3 separate regions of the Mus musculus genome follow, and all the other regions are linked to region 1. Evidence: chromatin loops called from intact Hi-C (ENCODE). Cell type or tissue: left cerebral cortex. All regions are shown on one strand.

Region 1 (8,000 bases):
CACAGACACACACACAGACATGCACACACACAAAAATAACAGAGGCTCACTTCCTTTTTCCCCTATATGTCAACACCAAAAAAATCATTGATCCCATGTGTGGTGGTTTGTATATGCTCTGCGCAGGGACTAGCACTATTATAAGGTATGGCCCTGTTTGAGTAGGTGTGGCCTTTTTGGAGTAGGGGTGCCACTGTGGGTGTGGGCTTTAAAACCGTTGTCCTAGCTGCCTGGAAGCCAGTATTCTGCTTGCAGTCTTCAGATGAAGATGTAGAACTCTCAGCTCCTCCTGCACCATGGCTGCCTGGATGCTGCCATGCTCTTGCCTTGATACTGGATTGAACCTCTGAGCCAGTAAACCAGCCCCAATTAAATGTTCTCTTGTAAGAGTTGCCTTGGTCATGGTGTCTGTTCACAGCAGTAAAACCCTAACTAAGATACCATGCTAATGGCCAAAGCTCAGATGACCCCACTTAAGAAACATCTTTCTTAAGCCCTCTGTACTCAAGTAGCATCTTCTCTTTCTCAACAAACTAGGAACCCACAAACTCTCCCATTGCTCCACCAAGGGGCAAGGGGAGTGTGATGAGGGTTCACTGTGAGTTATTCCCGTGGCTGAGCCCAGCTACTCCTCGTAGAGAACAGTGAAATGCAGCTTGGCGCATTATAGTCCTGTCTGATTGCAGCCACGGGATAAGCAAATCATTTTTATTTAAAACCAAAGAGCCCTATAATTTATTCATGAATGCCACACATTAGATCCTCCATTCTGATTTAGTTGCCTTCTTTGAAGCAAATCTATAAGATCTGAATTATGCACAAAATGCTCCCAGGCTAATAGAAGAAAATGCTCAAAATATCCCCAATACAATACAGTGTGGTGGTGAAGGGCACAGGTTCTTAAATCAGACCACAGTGCATTCAAATCCTGGCTTTATTACCGCAGGCAAGTTATCCTCTCTGTGCCTTGATTTCCCTATTTGGGGACTGGTGATGCTGATAGTGGTATCGCAGAGCTGTTGAGAGGGTTACAGAACAAGCATGAGTATAAAACACCAGGAACCATAACAAGTGCCACACAAGCATTTGTTATGGTTATTTCAACATTTCTGGTGTAAGCCTCTGCCCAGTGAGATGCCTTGGCAGGTAAGGGCAAGCCTGACTTTGATCCCTAGGACCTACACAGTGGAAGAAAAGAACTGATTCTTACCTCTGTCCTCTGACTGCCACACTTACCTTCACATGAACACACACACACGTATGTGTGCACACACAATAAGTAAGTAAATAATACATTCCTTAGATGATAGACATCCCCAAGCTGATGTTGCAATGCACATGCGTTTCTTAAATTTCCAGCTCCCAAACAAGGAAGAACCATGGAGGCAGGAGGAGGGATCTTGCCTAAGATTTGGGTAGTTTGGGTTCTTGGGCTTGTTGGTGCCAAAAATACAGCTCTCACCTCAAAGGGCATAGGGATAGTTTATTCTGGAGCTGAAGTTGAGTGACCATGGCCTGAGAAACATGGAGCAAAGTCACCCTGGGGGCCCACGTTCCGTGCAGAAGTGGTTCCATATAGATCAGAGAAAGTTAGAAATTAAGACAAGTTTAAAATGAGTCGGTGGGTACAACAGAGAGGTGGTAACAGCAAGATGAGGGAAGTCTGGTCTGTAGGCCTCAGATGCTACCTCACAGCACTTTTAGCTTTTGAGTTCTCAGGAGTTAGTGGTCTTTTAAGCTTATAGATTCCAAAAGTTTTTTTTTTTTTTTTTTTTTTTTTTTTTTTTTTTTTTATCTATTAGTGACAGCATGTTAGCTCTGACATGGAAGTGGGTGAGGAAGTGGGTTCAGGGGTCTAAAGCTAGTCCACAGAAAAGTAATTAGCCTCTGGACCCACAACATTCCAACCCCTCCACATCCAGTGTGGTTTAGCTCACTCATGAGCATCCCACCTCATAATTTTGTTACTGAAAGAGGGGTTTCCCCTTTGAGATTCTTATACAATTTAATAAGAGAACTTAGAAATGAAATCAGGGGCTAGAGAGATGGCTCAGCGGTTAAGAGCACTGTCTGCACTTCTAGAGGTCCTGAGTTCGATTCCCAGCAACCACATAGTGGCTCACAACCATCTCAAATAGGATCTAATGCTCTCTTCTGGCATGCAGGTGTACATGCAGATAGAGCACTCACAAGCAAAATAAATAAAATAAATCTGAAAAAAAAAAAGAAGGAAGAATGGAAATCAGAAGCTGGAGGATATTTTATTAGAATTTGAGAGAAAACATCAGCATAGGCAAGCTGAAACCCCTGCCTGCTGCCTGGAGGAGGGGATGGAGGTGAGGAACTGGTGGAGCCTTGTAAGTCATGGCCAAAGAGAACAACCAGGTTTGGCAGCAGAGGCCAGCAGGCTGGTGAGGGTGAGGGCTGGGAAAGCAGCTGCTTGGCGGGAGGGCGGGGAGCTTCCTGGTGTGTGGGAAGTTTACTTAGGGTTTTGGCCAGTACCCAAAGGAAAACAACGAAGGAAAAGGGAAATTATCATTTCCTGAGAGGTGAGAACAGTGAGCAGACACCACGGTGATACATGAGGACGCCCTGCAGGTGAGCATGCCAGGTAGGACTCCCTGTGTGCCTGCTGCCTTCAGAGACAAGTGGAAACCGTCGGATCCAGTATCCTAGGGAGGGGGAGCCCATGAGCTCTTTGGGGAGAAGGGTGTAATTAGTCCTCCGGAGTCCTTAATGTGTCTTTGGGTGAATCAGCTTTCATTTTTAGGGGGCTACGTTATTGACAGGGCCAGGTGAATTAACTCTGAAAAGGAGGAGACAGTAGTACGTAATATTTGTGTAACTTAGAATGGCTGGTCACCACGCAGGGACAGGGGCAGAATGGAGACTATTCTTTTCCTTATTGGCCCTCAGCTAGGTCTGGATACTGCTACACTTTCACTTGGTAATTATGAAGGGGGTTCCCGAAAAGGGACTTCCCTTCCTAGAGTTTGCGGGAAAGTGCAAGGCAGGGTCTGTTCTCTGTGGCCTCCAGGGCTGATGGTGTCTGTAAAAACCTTAAAATCAGTAAGGGATCAGACCAAGGACAGGAGCCCTCGAGTGCTTGTGGCATGTTTGGCATCCTTCCAGGACAGGTTCTTTCTAACTTCTGCCAAGGACCTGAGCCAGACCCCTGACCCCAACTACACTGAATCTCTCTCCTACCGTCAGTGATGTGAGCATCTTCCAAAGTTGAGGACCTGAAGCCTTTAGGAGCTTAAGGATTTGTCTCCTAATTTCATCACACGCAGATTAAGTTTTAATACGAATTCAGACAATACAAACACTGAAATGATAGAGGAGATATTTTACTGAAAAGGAAAGACGATGGAGCTAGGTATAGTGGACATTCCTGTGGTCCTAGCCCACCAGAGACCAAAGAAGGAAGGTCTTTAATTTTGAGGCTAACCTGAGCTACAAATTAAGGTCATTCTTGAACTATTTAGCGCTATCCTGTCTCAAACAACAAACACACCAAACAACAGCAACAACAACAGCAACAAAGTCTTGTTTCCCAACTTGGCCTTTCCTTAGATTTCGTATGTTTACAGCCCATTTTTTTTGTTTGTCACGTGATAGAGACCCTTAGGGTCCTTCTCAGATGAGAAGGGTTGTAGTAATTTTGAAGCCTCTTATACCTGTGTTATTGGGATAAACCCACATTTCTAACTTAGATTTATGTTAGGACAGAAACTCAGGGCCATTTGTAGCAATGAATGACCGCCAGAGAGACCATTATATAGCACACACAATCCAGCTATAAAGACAAGTATTAGGGCAGGACGCCCAACCAAAGACTCCTTCACGCAAATCCCTTGTTTGAATAGCAATGAAACATCTAAAAGTGGAAATGAGGAAAGTTTGAGCCCTTTCTGCTGCGGATGGATGTTTGTGGGCTATTAACTGAAGAGGGTTCAGAAACAAGGGATAAATGGCATGCTAATTCGGGGTTGAATAGAGTGATGGGACACTCTTGGGACTTTAAGAATCATCTCTAATGGGACTTGTGTATTTGCAATTCAGTGGACCAGTATGCTTAAATTCAGAGATGATGAGGGCACTCGGAACAAAATTACAGAAATAAATTTAGTAAGGAGGGTCAGAAGAGGCAGAAATTGAGATAAGGTCAACATTCTAGCCCGACGTCTATTTCCTAACTCACTAGCAATCATAACTGAGGGGTGGTGTTCTAACTAGAAGCTAAAAGCAGCCCTTGGGCAGATGGTTAGACCCTAGAAGGTGCTGCAGGAGTGATGTCATTGCCAGATCACCTTCGAAGACAGTGATGTTTGGAACAGAACATTGGATGTTTGTAAAAGAGAAACAAAAGGTGACCGAAGGGTCAGTGAGCATATATTCCAGTTACAGGTGAAAATATGTTTACACCTGTCGTCCTGGAATTCTTAATAGTGCCCATTTCCACTCACTGAAGTATGCAGAGTTGGTTGCTAATCACGTCTTCCACAGATGAAACTGGTCAAAGGACCCAGGTTTGTAAATGAGTGTAGACTTACAGTCCACAAGCAGGCCTCTGCCTAGCCAAGAGGTGAACACCCACCCCGGCCTGGCTAGGCCCCGCCCCCGCCCCGCCTCACTGGCCCCGCCCTGCTCCCTCCACCTCCCTTCACTGTCCTTCCCTGAAAGGACTGAACTGGAGAGTCCAGCTTCCACGTTGTTCTAGTGCCACCTGCAGGACATGTCGGGGAATCGCCTGTCTTGCCACAAGCCATGGTTTTGACTAACCCTTGAGCGTGGGCCAAGCTCAGGTTTTGGAGTGAGCTGGAATCTTCAATGAGGTGGACCCAGCTGAAGACAAGAAAACCAAGCTCTTTTTACGCACTTGTATTCATGTTTTATGTCATGTTTTATGTAATTTTCCAGAAGGCAAAAGAAGTCTTTAAGTGCACAGGATTTTGATGCCCATGAAGCAGGTCCAAGCAGCTAGCTGCCTCCAATTTGTTTCCCCATCCTTAACAAAGATCTTAGAAGGGGAGGAAAGCCAGCAAGCTGAGGAGAGCAGAGTGGCCTACTAACCTCTCTCTCTCTCTCTGGAATCTGAACGGGGAGTTTTTTTTTTTTTTTTTTTTTTTTTTTTTAGATTTATTTATTTATTATATGTAAGTACACTGTAGCTGTCTTCAGATACACCAGAAGAGGGCATCAGATCTCATTACGGGTGGTTGTGAGCCACCATGTGGTTGCTGGGATTTGAACTTCAGACCTTCGGAAGAGCAGTCGGGTGCTCTTACCCACTGAGCCATCTCACCAGCTCGAACGGGGAGTTTTTGTGAAACTACTCTGATTTGAGCAGTATTTCAAAATTACAAAAACAAAAGCCCCATACAAATCTATTATTGGCCCATGTGAGGCTGAGTTGTGAATAAAGACAAGGTCTTTTCTTTGACGTGGAATTATTAATTTAGAAAATCTCCTATAGTCACTAAATGACCCCAGACTATGATAATTTTTGATAAAATTTGTCAGAACAGATCTCAGGGGCCTCAAGGTTCTTGGGTGGTGCAGACAGCAGACTACTGGCTGGCCGTGTCTGGAAATGTTGTTTACAAAATGACTGGTTTGCAAGGTTTTTATATCCTTACTAACATTTACCCGGCCTGGAAACCTGTCTCCCAAGCGGCTCTTAGATTTATGCCTTGATAATAACTGTTACATTGCAGGAGTCATTTACACCTTAGTGAGAATCATCTCAAATTCCCATTTCTCCCAAGTTAGGTTACCAGGAGAGGATGGGAGGGGAGAAGGTGACAAGAATGTCTTTGCTCTTGAAATCTCACTTGTCTTTCTAATTCCCTGGCAATGGTGTGAATTTCAGTCTAAATGCCCATGTAGGGCCCCCCCTTAAGATAGATTTGTTTTGTTTTGTTTTGTTTTGAGACAGGGTTTCTCTGTGTAGCCCTGGCTGTCCTGGATCTCACTCTGTTGACCAGGCTAGCCTCGAACTCAGAAGTCTGCTTGAACTCGGAGATCCGCCTGCCTCTGCCTCCCGAGTGCTGGGATTAAAGGCGTGCACTACCACTGCCCAGCTAAGACAGATATGTTTTGCCTGTACTAATTCACAAGACAGAGCTCTGGGAGGGACTGGGACCGGGGCCTGGAGGTAACAGGAAAAGGTTTGTCTTAGGGAGACACTGTATATTCCCGTGCTGCCGGCTTGGAGCAGTAGAGACCCACACCAGTCACCTCCATGGGTGTGGCTCTGCCATCAAGAACTTCCCCATCACAGGGAGCTTTAGTGGTATTTTGAGTAGATTTGATCAATTGCTCTTTTCCTAGACTCTGGGTCTTCAAGCCAGACATTTTCAGTTATATACTCAGAAGCTAGAGGTGTATTTCCAGAGGCTCAGAGCCAAATGGGATTCACTGCGAGCTTCCCCAGAGTTCCTGAGGGCAGCAGCCCAGCCTGAGCAGCCCTGACATGCACACCCTTCTCAGGCCATGCCCCAAAACACCTACTCTCAAGCTTGGGCACCTGGAGGGGCACAAGTGGGAAAGGCTGTGCCCAATGTCCCTTGCTAATTCTCTCAGTAGACAAGTCGTTGTGCCAGCTGCTTTCCTTCATGAAAACTGATCAAACTAAGGCCCCTTCCTAAAGGACAGGCTGAAACTGACCAGCTTCCTGCTTCTAATGGAGGGTGCTCTCCCTGGTGGAACTGTACCAGCCTCTAGTCAAAGACGATCCTTCTGAGTGCCACAAGACTCATCTGAGGATTGTTTCCCCTCACCCAACACAAACAGGAAGTTTAATTCAAATAATACCTAGAAGTTGAGCTGGGGCTATGCCTCAGAGGGTAAAAGCACTCATATGAACCTGAGACCTTGAGTTCAGATCCCAGCAACCACAGAGAGAAAAGCCAAGCATTGTAACCTGGTACTAGCATGTTCAGAGATAGGAGGCACACTGGAGTATCAGGGAAAAATACAGGACACGGTAGAGCAGGACACACAGTGGCATCCTCTGGCCTCCATACACATACTTGCAGGCTCTTACATATGTACATGTTCACCACATGCGTGTGCACACACAAAAATCATGCCCAGACTGCACATGTATGCCACATGCACGCACACACATGCACACAAATCATGCCCAGAAGGAGCTGATGGTCCCGTCCTGACTGCATGGAAATTGAGCTGTGGACAGCTGAAGCTAGTTAGAGCTTCCATTATCACACACCACCATGCAGACCAGCAGCCCGAGCAAGCTGCACATGAATGGTACTAGCCAATGCATGGCACCTTGGTCTGTGTGCAAGTGCACAAATGCATTGAGGGAAAATCTAGAAATAAACAATTTTACTCTTAGCTGCCCTGTAGGTCTTTGTATCACTTTGTTGAAGTTCAGCTTAACTCCTGTAGCCTTTTTGGTCACTTTTTTTTTTTGAGTTGATAATAACTCTGTTTCAGTACCACATAGAAAAGAAAATTATAAGCTGATCTTCTTGACAGACATGGATGCAAACATTTTCAATAAAAATGCTGGCAAACTGAGTTAAATATCACAGCAAAAAGATCATTCATCATTTGAGACTATTTGAGCCGAAAATCTTCTTTTTGCTATACTGGGAATGGGGATTGGGGGTAGCAGTCACAGGTTGAACCCAGGGTCTTCTATATGCTAGAAAAGCTCTCTTTTGGTCACGTTTTTAACTTACTTGTTTTGTGTGAGGAGGTGAGTGTGGAGGTCAGAGGTCAGAGTGTGGAGGTCAGAGAGCAGTATGTGTGGAGGTCACAGGACAGTGTGTATGGAGGTCAGAGGTCAGAGTGTGGAGGTCACAGGACAGTGTGTGTGGAGGTCAGAGTACGATGTACAGGAGGGGCCAGTTCTCTCCTCTGCCACTATTGTTTTATAAAAACACAAACCCCAGCCATTCGGTTTTACCAAATGAAGGCAGACTCTGTGGAGAAAGCCTGCTAGCTCAGAGAGGCAGAGAAAGCAC
Region 2 (8,000 bases), 86 kb before region 1:
GCATGTAGAGTCTGAGAGCAATGTCAGGAATCATCCTTGATTGTTCTTTCAGCCTTATTCATTGAGGCAGGATCTCTCAGTCAAACCTAGAGCTTACCCGGAGTTGCTTAATCAAACCCAGAGTAGCAATAAGGTTTACTTGTGATGGCCTGGAGTGCCCCTGTCTCTGCCTTCCAAGGCTGCCACACACACCAGGCACTTCCATGGGTTCTGGGAAATCCAGACTTTGTTCCTCGTGATTATGTTGAGTGCTTTAACTACTGCTCTCTTCCTAATCACGATTCCCACAAGATTCTGTTGGAACAAAGTTGTTGACATTGTTGTCTATTGAGTGGCTACTTTGAGCTACAAGGACAGAGTTGAATAGCTGTGACAAAAACTGCATCTACTCAAATTCTACTTTTCAAAAAATGCTAAATTTTCTTAAATTTATTATTATTATTATTATTATTATTATTATTATTTACTACTTGGTCTTTCCAGGGTATCTGGATGCCTCTTCTATAGCTCAATTGTGTCATGTCACTGAAGAGAACACTGAAGGCCAAAGAACAGGGTTGATTTGTTCAAGGTCCACAGAGCATCTGTGGGTAGAGCCTGGGCTTTTCAGAACGTCAGTCGCCAAGTGAAGCATCAGCAAACTGTGTGTGTATTCAATGGGCAAGTACCAGAGGAAGGCCAGCTCTGACCCAGTGGCTCATCCCTGTGGTCTCCGGGGATCCTGTTCACTTGTTATAGCCGCAGAAGCCCCTGGTTGTGCCTGCCCATACCAGAAGGCCTGTTTGCTGTGCAGGTTGGGATTTAAAAACATGTGCCACCAGGAGTCACAGAACACAGGGACCCAGCAGGAGACTAAAATCTGGCACAGTGCTTGCCACATGGCACCCTTGTATTTGTTGACCAAACAAGTGGCCAAAAGCCTAAGTGAAAATCTCTACCCATCACACATATGGAGGGAGTTCAAGAAATGGGTGGCAACAGAGACAAAGAAACAACAGCCGCAGCAAGGGTCTGAGCTGCTCTACCGCCGGACTCCTTGAGTTGGTTAAAATGAGAAAAGGCAGTGAAAGTGTAAGGGATCGGCAAAGGTCCTTACATACAAGAGAAGATGAGACGATTATGTGTGGAAATGGAGCAAGGCTAGAAAGAAAATCACAGCAGCAGAGACTTGTGAAAGCTGAACAATGGGGCACGTACAACAGGAGGACAAGCCCACTATCCACACGATTAGCGACGGTTCCAGTGTCTCATGAATGTCAGCATTTGAGGGCACAGGGCCAGAGCATCATGAGACCCAGGGGCTAAGTAGGATTAGCTGCTGAATGGGGGTAACATAGGGAGGAAAAATGGGGTCTCAAGGTCCAAAGAGTGAGTTCTAGGGTCATAAACATAGAAGAAATAGCCACCTCTCGAAGAAAAGGACCATACGGAGAAGCCTCTGTGATGAGCACTGACAATCCCAGCACGAGGGTACTGCACCTCCAACACAAATAAACAAATGTAAAGAAATCATTACAGTGAGAATACACAGAGGGGTGCAGTGAAGTCAGTCAAGGCTGGGGCAGCTTTGTAGAGATCTCAGAACTCTGTACACTGATCTTAACCAAAAGGCCAAGAAGCGATTAGATCTCAGAACTCTCAACACCCCACGCCCCACAAAACTCTCTTCCGGAACCACTCGGAACCAAAAAATTGTCATGGCAGGAAATGGAATGGACAGAGACCGATAAAAGTCCTTTGGGTAGCCATGCTAAAGAATATGGCACTTATAAAGGAGACATATCAATATGTATATAAACTTTAGAGAAGACACTAAAAAACAAAGAAGAAAATGTTTTAACCCCAGGAAGATGTGTGTTTAGCAGCTTCTCAGTGATTATTCTGGTCTCTAGCCTGGGACAACCTCTGAGTCTTGCCCAGTCCTGATTTTCTCTCACGAGTATTCCCTCTCAAAGAGGGTGAAACAGCCATCTCCTCCCATCCCTGCCTGCAAAGCTAGTGTCCGCTGCCATGTGCAAGCCCCTCCCTTGATGTCCCAGGTCCCCCCACCGTACACCGGGGCTGCTCCAGCCTCATACCCAACAGTGCAGATAGTGAGGTCACTCTAGCTACCCATGGCATACTCTCCTGCATCCCCGGACCTTCCCTGCTGCAGGTCCCCTCTTCCAAAGCCCGTGTGACCTTCAAGACCCACTTCAATGGCATTTCCTTCCAGCAGCTTTCCATGGTGACCTTTCCCTTCTTCCAGCCACACATGGAAGGAACCACTCAGCATCCTGCAGCTCTGTGGCTCACTGGCGTCTATGGTACCCACTGCATAACAGATGCCCAGTGCCTCCAGGGTGAACGAGTAAGCAGACCCCTTTCAGAAAGGGCCGAAAAAAGCCCAGACTGTAAGCATAGTGAGTGGCTGGAGGACCAAGCGCCCAGTCTTCCAGACCAAAAGAGTATGGGACAGCCAGCTCCTTACTTGTTGTAAAGCACGATGTCTGGTTTCCAGATCTTCTCTGCAGGGACTCGCATGAACTCCACCCCTTGGTAGTCAGAGGGTTTCCATTTCAGCTTGTAGTCATTCCAGATCTGACCAAAGGAGGTGGGGAGAAGACAGTAGAAGGACCAGCCAGGTTTTCTTGACAGACATGTCATTATGGCCATCATGGTGACAGACCACCCCTTCTTAGGGTCACTGAGCCATTTCCCTGCTGCAGAAAATGTTGGCCAAGGGAGCAACATGGGGGCAGCAAGGCAGACAGCATGAGCTAAAGCTGCAGGTTGCCCCTGCTCTCTAGTCAGCCTTCATGACTGGGAGCTTAATCCTTATCAACCAAACGGGAGCCATTAATCATTGCCTTCGATCACATTAGCCAAGATGGCAGCCTTCTGTATTTCTACTAGGTTCATACATTAAACTCCTTTTTTTTTTTTTACATACTTTGAAATCACTCACCAGCCAGGTGTAGTGGCATGAGACTGAGGCAAGAGGGTTGTGAGTTCAAGGCCAGCTTAAGCTACATAGGGAGTCCTAGGCCATGCACTATGAGACCGTGAATAGGAAAAGAGGGGTGAGTCAGTGACTAAGGGATTTGTTGCATAAGTGTGAGCATCCTCAGCAGAGATGGAATCCCTGAGCACACAACCCTCCCACTTCATAATCTCAGGGAGGCAGAGACGCAATCGCTGCGGTAAGATGGCTCCCTAGACCAACAGAATCATTGAGCTCTAGGCTCAGTGAGATGCCTTGCTTCAACAAATGATGCAATGACTGATCATGGAAGACATCCTCTATCAACGTCTGACCTCCAAATTCATGCACACACACCCTCACACATGTGCCTAGGCACATGCACACACACACACACTCGCACACACACACGCACACAGAATATGTGGGGTAGAGACTTAGCTTACTTGATAGGATGCTTATCTAACAGGCTCAGTCCCATCCAACGCCTAAACCAGGCATGGGGACATACTCCTATAATCCAAGCATTAGGAAGATGAAGGGCCAGAAGTTCAAGGTTCTCAGCCACACAGTGAGCTTGAGGCTGTCATGAAATACATGGGATACCCTCCCCCATCTCAAAAAAGCAGAATAATCCTTTCTAAATATAAGAGTTCCCCCCCTCAGAATGGAGCCTTGATTCCACAGGACCATAAAAGTGTTGAGCACAGACCACCAGAAGGAACAGGATGGGGCTGTGGCCACAGAGGAACATGTAGGTGGGACGCTTCGCTTGGCTCGCCAGCCTCTTCAAACAAAGGCTTGTAGGAGCTGAGTGCTAGGCTGGCTGAGCTGGCAGATGTCGTGATGTCTCCCAAAAGATCTGGCCAAAGCTTCCCTAGGGAGGACATGTGGGAACAGAACACCAGTGCTCTGCTCCTGCCCCATGCACAATGCAAGAGAACCCACCTCTGGCTTTGCAAGAGAAAGGAAGGATGTCTTCGTGAGTGTTACCAGAATTGGGGGTCAGGGGTCCAGTGTATGTGTGTGGTTCTGGCTGGCCTGGAACTCATTCTGTAGACCAAACCAGCTTTGGTTGGTTGTTTTTGGTTTTGTTTTTTTGTTTTTTGTTTTTTTTTTTTTTGAGACTAATGTCCCTCTACATAGCTCTAGCTGTCCTGAAACTTGCTATATATATCAGGCTGGCATTGAACTCACAAAGATCTACCTCCCTCTGTCTTCTGAGTGCAGGGATCAAAGGCTTGAGCCACAACACCCAGCTTGTTCAGTTTTGTAAGGGGGCTGTGGATAGAATTCTCTCTCCAGGTTGTAGCTTGTCTGTCTGTGATGTGAGTGAGGGAGTCAGCCCTCAAGAGCAGTCAGGTGACCCTGTCCCGGGTCCAGGAGTAGTGTCCAGTCCAGTTCCCCTTTTCCCCCAGCAACAAATAAGGCAATCACCACCAGGGGGCAGCAGTACACAGAACCTGGGTACTTACTTGCTTCAGCCACAGGTTGGTTTCCATGATCTGGTTTACTTCATCCTAGAAAGTGAGATTGAAGTTGACAGGTGACTGACCAAAATAAGGCAGAAGACTCCCCTAGAACCCCAGGGGCACATCGTGTGGCCCCAGCACTTACCACCTTCACCAGCTGAGACATAGACACCTCAAACTGGATGATGACAGGATGGGACACGTTAGCCACCGGCCGGATGATCTCGTTGTAATCTTCAAACAGGTACTGGAACAGGCGGTGCTCAGCTTCCGAGGCGCTGGCCACTGAAGGAGGTATCCCTGTCAGTCCCTGAGGAAATGCACCTCTCCCAGAGAGGGCAGCCTGCCCACAGACTGCCGTCTGCCAGGGTACTCTGCAAACTCGGGCTTCCAGGCTAGTAATGTTCCCTGGAAGTTACAGGCTGGGAAGCCGAGGTCGTGCACATTCAGTGGTTTAGAAGCCTGAGTTCTGAAATTGGGTACATCTAAGGAAAATCCCGGCAAACCGGGGGAAGCTGTGTGCGCTTAGGCTAGTAGCTCAAACTCTCTGAACCATCGTTTCTGAACTATCAAAGAGTATGCATGAATGCACCTCAAAGGTGGAAGTGAAGTGCTTCAGTCACTGGCCTGAGGCAAGTGCTGGAGAACTGTTAGCTTGGTGGGATCCTGTCAGAGAATCTACACTGTCTCTGTGTGTGTTCCTGCCATTTTCTTAGCTTTCTCCCCCCTTCTCTCTCTTAAATCTAGGTAAAGACTTCCTTATTTTCTTCTTTAAATTTTTCATTACATTAATGGAGGAGGGTGCATGCTGTGGCATGTGGGGGGCAGGCTCCAAGGGTGACTCAGTTCTCTCCTTCCACAATGTGGGTCCTGGGAATCTAATGCCGGTCATAAGGCTGAGTGGGAAGTGCCTTTCCCAGGAGGACCAGATACTGGTTTTTTGTTTGTTTGGTTTTTGTTTTTGTTTTCTTAATAAAACTCTAACCTTTACATAACCACCTAACCTTGCTATCTAAGAGAAAAAAAAAAGAGCTATTAGCGGCTCAAACCTTTATTGTTCCTCCAAGGAAGGTTGTGGTTCTCCTGCTGCCCAAGTGGAAAGATGACTCACCCTGGGGTGGAGCCACTCGGGGTTCCCCCAGGCCAGGAGCCCTGTTTTCCACCGTGTCAGAGATTACAGCCCCTTCACTCTCTCCAAATTCTGCAGGGGCTTGGTTATCATATCGTAGGAGCCAAGATGCCTACCGGGTTCCTGGCTGGGCTGTCTTCACATCCTCATCCCAGCCTTTACCTCTGGTCCCTGGGCATCCTTTGTTTACAAATCCACTCCAACTAAGCAAGACATATTGGCTCAAGCTGTCTGCTTACAGTACTAGGGTCAGTCTAGGTACAGTCTCGGGGGAGGGGGCCGGTGTAACTTATTTTCTTCAGGCTGTGATTTAGATTTAAGCAGGACCCATGCAGTGGAGCAGACTGTAATGATGCACAGCCACAATGCTGGTGTCGTTCCCCTCGCCCCTGCGTGCTCTGACCGCCTTCAGGGGAGCATCATAGCTGCTTTTCTGCTTCACTCGCCAGCCATCCTGGGTCTCTGGAAGGGCTTTTCTCCTAATAGGCTCCCCCCTAGAGCCTCCACGACGGCCTGGGAGGAGCGATCACGTCGAAGGTCTCTAGGCAACGCGATCATTTTGCGCAGAGACCCGATGACCAGAACCAGAGGCTTGGTCCTGCCCCAGCTCCAAAACGACCCGGTAGCTTTAGACAAATATTTAGCCTTCTTTGGCCGCATGTTTTCCCACTTAAAACCAAGCGGTGGGAGGAGGCAGATGCTGGAAGCGGGGCTGCGGGGCGACGTTCGGGACCGGGACCCAAACCTCTATCTCCCTAGCAGAAGCAGAGGGCCGGTTCTGGGCTAGTCTCGAGCCTCAGCTAACTAGCAGGTTTGGGAACAAAGGAGTAGCCAAGGGACTCAGTGGTAGGGACTGGGATGCGCGTGCACAGGCAGAACCGTGGGGCCACGCTGAGATTCAAGGCAAGTGGGTGCCTAGACTTCTAAGGCTCTGGTGGTCAAAGTCGTGCGGAAAACAGAGCCCTGGGCTGCAGCCTCGCACAGGAGACCCACCCGCCGCCCGATGGCCACCGCCCGCAGCCAGCCTAGGCTCCGGACCCGACCGCTCCCCGCTTGTACCTGGCAGCAGCATCAGCACCAGCATCAGCATGGACAGCGGCGGCGGGGGCAGCACAACACCCATGTCTGAAGACCGCATGGACAGGACCGGAGCCACTCTGGTGCTGACCACCACCGAAGCACAGCTAAGCTAGCACGGAGAGCGCGGGGTTCCTCCCGGCTTCGCGCCGCCGAGCTCCCGCGCACTTGCGCGCCCGAGTGCACGAACCCCAGGCAGGCAAGCGCTGCTAGCAGCCGCAGGGCGGGGAGGCTGGGAGGCCAAGGCAGGAGCTGCGTCCGTCGTGGGAGGGGCGTCGGGCCACGGTCTTCTGCGTCGATGCCTCGATGCCTCGCCCAGAGCCTCCCTGGACTCTTGAAACCTCTAGGCTACAGACCAGTCGGGATCAGGCATTGTCACCATGGCAGGAAGAAAGGGTCAAATTTCTGGCCCTGGCTTTCTGGCAGGTACAGCTCTGAGGAGGGCTGGGGGCCTATCACATGTGCCAGCTCTAGTGTAACTCAAAAGTGGACCGTGGAAGTTTATGCTCTTAAAGTAACTATTTTCAGCACGATGCTGTGTGTGTGTGTGTGTGTGTGTGTGTGTGTGTGTACACAGCATACAGTTAAGAGGGACTCGATGGCTTGGGATGGAAACAATATTGGCAAGGAGTTCCCCATGGTGGACGCAAGGGTGATGATATCTGGGAGGTTTTATATTATTTTCGCTACTTTCTTTAGACTATGCTAGAGATGCTCCTTGAGAAAACAGACAAATGCTGATGGTTATAGCTCAGCAGTAGAGTGCTTGTCTAGCACACCTAAGGTCCAGGCTGCGATTCCCAGCAGAGTAAATAAATACTTTTATAAGTAAAGTTGGAATAACTAGAGGATCTGGCTTCCCATAGTGACCGTCATAGATTTCCTTTTGTGGCGGTTATAGATTTCCCTTGGTCTCACTGCCAGCTGCAAACCCATGTGTCCCAGGAATCGACGGTGACAAGGTAGGTGTTCTGGGGTCTCTTGACCTCTCTGGCCATCCACCAGGGATGGCTTAGCCCATGAAGGCTTCCTTGATGGTTCTTGGGGACCTTGTAAGGGTGATGGAGCAGTACTAAGCTGGATCATGGTGATGAACATACTAAAATTCATGGTATTGTCCAGTGCACAATGAGTGAATTTATACTTCAATAAAAGTGATCATTTTAAAAAGAGTTTTGTTTATTGTGTGTGGGGGGGGGCGTGCACACACATGGAAGCCTGAGAGGAAGTATGTGTACATGCACACACATAGAAGCCCTAGGACAGCTTTGTGAAGTTGATTCTCTCTTAGAGTCTTTATAAGGATTCTAGGGATGAGATTCGGGCCTCCAGGCTTGAGAGGCAAGTGCCTTCGCTCACT
Region 3 (8,000 bases), 59 kb before region 1:
AGGGAGGTTGCTCTGCTGGGCCTATCACTTGTGTCTGTGTTTGTTAGCATGCCTGTGGATGGGGCAGAGAAGTGAAATGACCAGCAGGGCTGTTATGGCTGAAATGCACCCCCTCTTTTCACCTCCAAAGGGAACCCTAAGAGCACATAGGCAGACTTTGCCATCTACTCCTAATGCTTTCCAGAGCCTGTCAGATCCAAGAGATAAGTAACATGTCAGAGGGTCACCACCAGCTCCTGAGGGCTTTCACGGAGTCAAACTTTATACAGTTAAGCAGATAAACCACCACTAGAGGTCATCGTGATACAATGTTGAAAAAAAAAAAAAAACGAGAGCCCCATTGGCTGCTGCACAAGGTCTTGCCTTTGGAGATTTTCCTTGGCAAGAATGCTCCCTTGAGGAAAAGGAGAAAGGTTGAGAATCTGATAGGATTCTTAACCATAGTGGAATTGTGAGTGTCTCTCTGTGTGTCCAGTCTGAGAAAGCATATCCAATCTAGAAATAGAGAGCTATCTGGGGATGCAACGGTTAACAGAATCTCATTGGCAAGTGTGTATCTGAAGGGCAGGGCTTGCCAGGTGAGGGCATGTGCTTAGTGAAGGAGGGGCCTGTGAGATGCAGATATGTGCTCGCTAAAGGGTGGCTGTGAGCATCTTAGAAACTCAGAATGCTGTCTTAGAAGGAACTCACCAAATGCTATCAGTGCTTCTCCAATCACAGGTCAGAATCACCTGGCTATATAAAAGCCAATTCCCCAGCTTCCATTTCCAGAGGTTCAGATCCCCTGAGCCTAGGCTGGGGTTCAGGAGTCTGTAGAGGAAGGTGCAGACAGCCTAGTGGGACCATACTTCAGAAATACTGCCAGTGTTTGTCAGATGACAGGCAAGGCGGATTGTTGTCATGGAACAGATAAGGAGCTTGAGAGAGGGTAACAGAATAGGGGCACCCAGCAGTGATCCAAAGCCATAATGCATACTGTGCCAACACTACTTTGATTGGGAGACCTTGACTGTTCCCCACTCCTAATTCTAGTACCTTCTGGATGTGATCTTTATGGGAGGAAGATGCAGCCTTGGTTCTCTGGGTCCATTGGAGCTCAGAGGACAAGCTGGTGTGCACACAGCTTGAGGTGGTGGGGGTAGAAGCTACGAAGGACCTTGGAATTTAAGGGGGAGGGTAGCTGAGTCTGGAAGAAACCCTCACTGTGTCTGAGTGAACCTGGGGAGGAGAGCTGAGAGAGTCTCTTCAGTGTCAATGCTAAGTTTGTGAGCTGCAGACCCCAGTTCATCAACCTGCCCTCAGCTAAGCAGGGTTAGGGACCAGCTATGGCAGTGCCCACCATATATGTGATATCTGGAAGACCTGCCCCAAAGTGCAAAAATACTTCGCACATATGGAATGCTAGTGTCTTGGTGACCCCTCTCTCTCTCCAAACAGCAGGCTTGCTCCCACACATTTATACCGTAGCAAGTTCATCACTTCACTAGAGTTGAAAGAGCCTCGGAGGACCCTTTGGGGACCTCTTAGCTCTGGGACTGATCTGCACTGCCCAGCTTGAAGACACTCGTCAGTGATGGTGACCTGGCAGCATGGAATAAGGTAGCGGGGACCCCAAACCTCACAGGCCACCCACCCAAGCCAGCCTGCATCCCCATAGGGCTTGCCCCGCCCACTCCCCAGCTGGTCCGGCCACTCCTCCCACACTGCGACCCTTGTCCCTCCCACCTTCTCTAAAAAGAACTCACCAGGCTGAAGCAGAGCGAACAGAGAGACGAGGAGCAGGGGCGTACCCCTCATGGCCGGCCGGGTGGCTGCCGGTCACCCCACAATGGAACCGCGAGTGAGCGTCTGTCCCAGCTGGCAGTCTCTCTGTGCCCGGCGGCACTAGGACCCGATGGAGCCTGTGCTCCCCACCTGGGAAGCTGCTGTGGGTCCCACCCACTTAGAGGACTGAACTGGAGTTTGGGGTAGACCCAGAGCAGGGTGTGTCTGGGGGAACCTGTGGCTATGGATGATGGTCCCGAGACTTTCTCACACTCAGGAGCCGGGTAGTGCGTGGCACTCGGGAGGGTGGACTAGCTCTTGTCTCATTCGTCTTGGGGACTGGGGAAGGGGTGGAGTTACAGGGTAAGGGAGGGTCTGAGAGGGCAGGCTGCGTCCCCCTCACCCATCTTAATCTTAGCCTGGCTTACCCAAGGCAGTTTAAGTGGCTGAAAGAAGCATACATTAGCCTTTCCCACTCCTAGGTGGTCCACGCTAAGTTTCAGGATCTAAAGTTAGAGGACAAGTCAAAACAGCCCTGCACCTGGGACAACTAAGGGGCACCCAGCAGCTTCAGGGGCAAAGTGAACAGAGCTTACTTGGCCTGGAGAAGGGACGACCTCTGGACCTAAAAATAAGGCAGAAGTCCAGTCGCTTTCCCCGATGATTTCTTCTTGCTATAATCTGACATGTTGGCACGGGAGTTTAAAAACAAAAGCAAACCAACAAGCACAGAAGTCGATGAAATGCCTTGAGGATGGTTCCGAGAAGATAGGTCTGAGGACATCCTCTCCTCCTTAAACTGCGGCAATAACAGATTCACAGGGTGAACCCACAGACCTAACAGGACTGAAAATAAGTTCGTCTTCTCCCTGAACCCAAACCGGGAAAGAGATGTAGAAAGCCAAAGCCTGTGACCTGTGGGGCTTTGGAAGCTAAAGGCAAGGGTAGGTCCTTTCACATAAAGTGGAACTAGCAGACCCTTGGTAAGAGCCAGAAATCACCCCAGTCCTCGACAGGATGCTGGGGTGTGGGGTGTGAGAGTTTGCTTGCTGATAGTTGTCTGTAGTCCTGACTGTCTAAGGTATGCTCTGTTATCTCTGATGGGCCACAGGATGGGCGGTAGGTAGAGGCGGGGAGAGAGAGCATATTGAAGATTCTGGAGAAAGCAAAAGGACTAAAGGTGAGGGGAAGGAGACAAAAGAGAGTAATTGGGAGGGTGTGGTCAATGACCAAAACTTATTATATACATATGTATGACAATCTCATAACGAACATTTTTTTTTTTTGAGACAAGGTCTCACTATGTAGCCCTGGCTGTCCTGGAACTTGCTATGTAGGCTAGGCTAACCTCAAACTCACAGAGTTCCCCCTGACTCTGCTTCCTGAGTGCTGTGATTAAAGGCATGCACCACTATACCCAGCTCAAACCCATTTTAAAAAATAATTAATATATACCAATACAAAACATTTAAAAGGCACAAAATGTAAACTTTCTTAAAAAGCCCTCTAGTCAGGAAACATCCGTTATATTGTCGTAGGATTTCTTACACATGTGAGTCAGTAGCTGTTTTTTCAATTTGTTAGTAAAAAAAACCAAAAAACCTTGTAATGATTTTTTTTTAAAGACAAATTTTTTTATATGGGCCGGGTGTGGTGGCACACACCTTTAATCTCAGCACTTGGGAGGCAGAGGCAGGCAGATTTCTGAGTTTGAGGCCAGCCTGGTCTACAAAGTGAGTTCCAGGATAGCCAGGGCTACACAGAGAAACCCTGTTTTGAAAAAACAAAAACAAACAAACAAACAAACAAAAAGTTCCTTATATGGTACTTGTAGTTTTCCTATACATCTCAGATTTAAAAGAGCAAAATGTGCCTACAAACCAAGAGCTGCAAATAAATTAAGCAACCAGACAGACAATAAAATAAAAACCAGAGAATTCACTTTAGACAAAATATTTCTGCAGACAACTGAAAAGGAGTCCCATGAGGTACACGCAGACATGTGTGTGCAGTTACCTGCACATGCTACCATGCACCAACACGGAAGCCAGAGGAGGCTCTCGGGTCCTGCTCTATAAACTCTCCTGTATTCCTTGAGGCAGGGTCTCTCACTGTTCCTGGAGCTGGCTAGTGGCCAGCAAGCTCCACAGGACTGGGGTTACGAGATCATGTGACCACACCCAGATGTTTACATGGGTACTAAAGATTCAAACGCAGGTCCTCATGTTTGTGCAGCAAGTTCATACTAAGCCATCTCTTCAGACACAGATTTTTTTTTTTTAAAGAAGAGAAAAAGGGAGAGAGCTGTCCAGTTACTTTCTAGGCCAGTATGGGTCTCACTCGGCCTTCCTGACACTTTAGTCCTTTAACCCAGTTCCTCATGGTGACTCCCAACCATAAAACTATTTTCGTTGCTATTTCATAACTGTAATTTTGCTATTGATATGAATCATAATGTAAATATCTGGGTTTTTCTGATGGTCTTAGGTGAGCCCTGTGAAAGGGGCATTCGATCCCCAAAGGAACAGGGACTCACAAGTTGAGAACAACAGTTTTAGGGGGTAGCATAATCTTGGCATTGAGCTGGAACAAGGACATATTAGAAAAGTGCATCATAGACCAGTCTGCCTGATGGGTCTCTAACCCAGGGGACTGTGTGACCTCCTGAGTCTGATAACTGATCTCCTGTGATCTTGAAGAAATGATTTCCTTCTCTTTGCCCTTCCTTCCTTCATATTTAAAAAGAGGAACTAGTCTCCCCAGGAGGCCTTCTAAGGAAGAGAGGAAATAAGTCATGGAAAGTACCTTAATGCGACCTAATAGGGCCGGAACACATAAAACTTAATAAATGTTAGCTGTTATTGTCTATTATGAACACGGATTCTAAAATTCTAAATAAAATAAAACCAAGTGAAGCACAGCAGTGCACACAGGGAAAATGGTGTATCATTGAAATGTGGGCTCTCGCCCAAGAACACAAGGACCGATCCAGTCAGGTAACTCATTAATGTAATATGCAACCTTAACAAATTAAATATGCATCTGATACAACCCTTAGCACACCACTCCCTTAACCCAATAAACCTGCAGCATGGTAAAAGGAAAAACTGTGTGAGCAATCTCCATCCCAGTCAGCCTCAGACAGGCTACTTCCATCCATCACTGGATTTATTTAGGCCTTGTGTAGGAAATATGTAGAGATAAAACTAAATGAAATTGCCATTTTTTTTTTAGGTCACAAGCTTCCCCAAATCAGCAATTTATATGATCCAACCTATAATAGAAGCGGATAAAGGTAATAAATTTTAAGAATCGAAGAGGAAAAACTACCCGTGTTTGCAGACAATACGATTGCACTGTAGAAGATCCAAGAGAGAAATTATCAAATAGATGAATTAGTAGGACTAGTGAGAGAGTTAGCAAGGTTGCTGTATTGAAGATCAAATTAAAAACAATTTGTATCCCACAGGGGCTAGAGAGATAGCTTAGTAGTCAAGAGCACTTGCTGCTTTTGCAAAGCTCAGAGTTCAATTCTCAGCATCCACACCAGGCAGCTCACCACTGCCTGTAACTCCAGCTCCAGGGGACCCAACAACCAAGTCCCAGATCACACATATGTGTATATCCACACATCCAGAAACAAATAAATAATAAAGTAAATCTTTAAAAGGAGATTAGTGTTCCTGTACACTTCTAATAACATTCAAACACACAGTCGAGGGCTGAGATCACAGCTCTGCTAGTAGAGCCCTTGCTAACATGCATAAGGTGCTGGGCTAGATCCCCAGCAATGCATAAACTTGGCTTGATGGTGCACATCTGTAATGCTAGCACTGGGGTGAGGAAGGCAAAGGTCATCCTTGTGTACATGGTAAGTTTGAAGGCAGCTTAGGATACATGAGGCTCTGACTCCAAAGCAAAACAAAAAAGACTAGAAAATGTGCCAGAAAACAAACAGATCCTATTTATAATAGCAAAACCTGAGAATACATTTAGAAAAAAATAGGCTACTCCTTTTATGAACAATATCGCCATGGTCTGAACATGCTCCCCAAATTCACAAACTAAAGCGTAATCACCAGTGTGGAAATTAATATATTCAGAGACTGACCAATGGAAATGTCTACCATATACATTCTGAATAAAAAGATTCCATATTACAATTGATCACTTCTCACCAAATTAATCATTGTATTTCTGCGTGAATCGCCATAGGACTTTTCATGGCACATGGCAGACTAATTATAAAATCCATGAGAAATAAAAGTGGGTTGAGGCACAAACAAAAGTACACAAACACCAGGTTAGGCAAGGACATTGTGTATTCCAGGCTAGGCCTTTGCTAAGGTTAGGGTGCCAGCCTGGTTGGCTCTTGGTGAGGGGCCCCTCCTGGCTCAGGAGGATTACTTGGATCATCACGTGATGGAAAGCAGGATAAAGAACAAACAGACTCTTCTCCATTCCTTCTCATGAGGGCTCTAACCCCACCACAAGGGCTCCACTCTCTAACCCAGCCACCAATAGAGGTTTTCTTTATACTGGCACTATGGGGCTGGGGACTTAACATGTGAACTTTGTCCTTACAAAATAGTAAGCAACATTTATTTATTTACTTACTTACTTAGTTATCTATCTATCTATCTATCTATCTATCTATCTATCTATCAACTTATAGAAAGGGCCTCATGTCTCTGAGGCTGACCTGGAACACATATGTAACTAAAAATGAGGAATTTCTGATCCTCTCGCCTCTACATCTCAAGCGCTGGATTACAGGTAGCTCCACTATGCCCACTTTGTGCCATGCTAATGAAAGTACTCAGGTGTGGTGGTTTGAATAGATATGGTCCCATAGACTCATGTATATAAATGTTTGGCTATAGAGAGTGGCACTATTAGGAGGTATACCCTTGTTGGAATAGGTGTGGCCTTGTTGGACAGGGTGTGGCCTTGCTGGAGGAAGTGTGTCACCATGGAGGCGGGCTTTAAGGTCTCCTATACTCAAGAAGCTCCACCCAGTGTGGCACACTGTTCTCTTCTTTTGCCTGTGGATCAAGATGCAGAAGTCTCAGTCCCTTCTCTAGTGCCATGTCTGCCTGGATGCCACCATGTTTCCCACCATGATGACAATGGACTAAACCTCTAAAACTGTAAACTAGCTCCAATGAAATATTTTCCTTTATAAGAGTTGTCTTGGTTATAGTGTCTCTTTACAGCAATAAAACCCTAAGACACCGGAGCTACAGGCAAGTTAGGTAAGCATTCTACCAACCAAGCTAGTCCCTAGCCTCAGAAAGAAATGTCTTCAACAAAATACCAAAAAGACACATTCAAGAGAAAAATGATGTGAGATTCCTCTTGTTTTAAACCTTGGCATCATTCACTATTTAAACTTCTGCTCAATCAAAACTCCCACAAAGCTTAGAGAGAAACCACAGAATAGGAAAAGAAGTTGGTAATAAATACACCCAGCAAAGGGGTGTGTGTCCAGAGTGTTTCAGAGATTGCTATAGACATTAATATTCTAATCAGTCAAACAACCAAGAAGGTAAGACTCGGAACGTGAAGGCAACATGCAGATTCATGTGACGAAGCACTGACAGCTGCCCATGAGTGGTCCTTGACAGGAAGGAGGGAACTAGAAGCTAAGGCAGGGAAATGAAGTTTCTTTCTATTTGGAAAGCCACATTGCCAAACGTGCTGATGAGTTTTCAGAGCTGCGGACAGGTTCAGGAACTATTGCTGGTTTGTAGAAAATGTGACACTGGAGTTGAAGATGCTCATGCCCAGTGTTCACCCTTTCTACTCATTGTCATGTCTGCATATCAGTGACCAACTGGAAGTGACATCAGTGGCCATTATCAGGCCCTGTAATATCCACACAGTGGAGAGAGGTGGATATAACTTCCTTGAGGAGGAGCTTGCAACCCTCCACCCATCTACCCAGCCTGCTCAACAGCCTGTTTCTGTGCATCCCAGAGCTGTGAAGGATGCTGTCTCTCCTTTTTAGCTGGACAAACAAAACAGCAACAACAAAGACTATATAACAGAGGCCATCATGGTCTGCCAAACCTCAGGTATTTACGTGCTGGCTTTCCACACAAGGGTTTGCTGACCCTTAATTTCGAGTCACAGGTAAAACACAAGTCAGTCTTTCTAAAACACAGGACAGAGACAGCTCAGTTGGAAAAGTCCTTGCCACACAGCAGGGGGACCAAGTTAGATTCTCATGTAAA

The links. Peaks named below come from ENCODE experiments on the same cell type or tissue, not always from the same donor. Only the 100,000 strongest peaks of a DNase experiment are listed, where the experiment ranks them.
Region 2: a loop joins it to region 1, with 6 times the contacts of the local background. A loop is called at or near these places in 30 of 42 quality-filtered maps.
Region 3: a loop joins it to region 1, with 2.9 times the contacts of the local background. A loop is called at or near these places in 22 of 42 quality-filtered maps.

The regions. Positions count from the first base shown.
Region 1 is chr9:55,105,962-55,113,961 of GRCm38, forward strand. No RefSeq gene overlaps it. Among named protein-coding and RNA genes, the nearest start is that of Ube2q2, 39 kb to the right of the region's middle. In left cerebral cortex, a CTCF peak has its summit at 4,746 (motif pointing left); a DNase peak (open chromatin) is centred at 4,730.
Region 2 is chr9:55,019,709-55,027,708 of GRCm38, forward strand. It overlaps Chrna3 (cholinergic receptor, nicotinic, alpha polypeptide 3), which reads right to left and starts at 6,854. Exons shown (of 6, transcript NM_145129.3): 1 at 6,623-6,854; 2 at 4,580-4,719; 3 at 4,438-4,482; 4 at 2,471-2,580. The coding sequence starts at 6,686. In left cerebral cortex, a CTCF peak has its summit at 4,399 (motif pointing right); DNase peaks (open chromatin) are centred at 4,413 and 6,679; H3K4me3 peaks cover 601 bases.
Region 3 is chr9:55,046,699-55,054,698 of GRCm38, forward strand. Chrnb4 (cholinergic receptor, nicotinic, beta polypeptide 4) reads right to left here and starts at 1,846. Exons shown (of 6, transcript NM_148944.4): 1 at 1,746-1,846. The coding sequence starts at 1,797. In left cerebral cortex, a CTCF peak has its summit at 275 (motif pointing right); no DNase peak of the experiment used is centred here; H3K4me3 peaks cover 361 bases.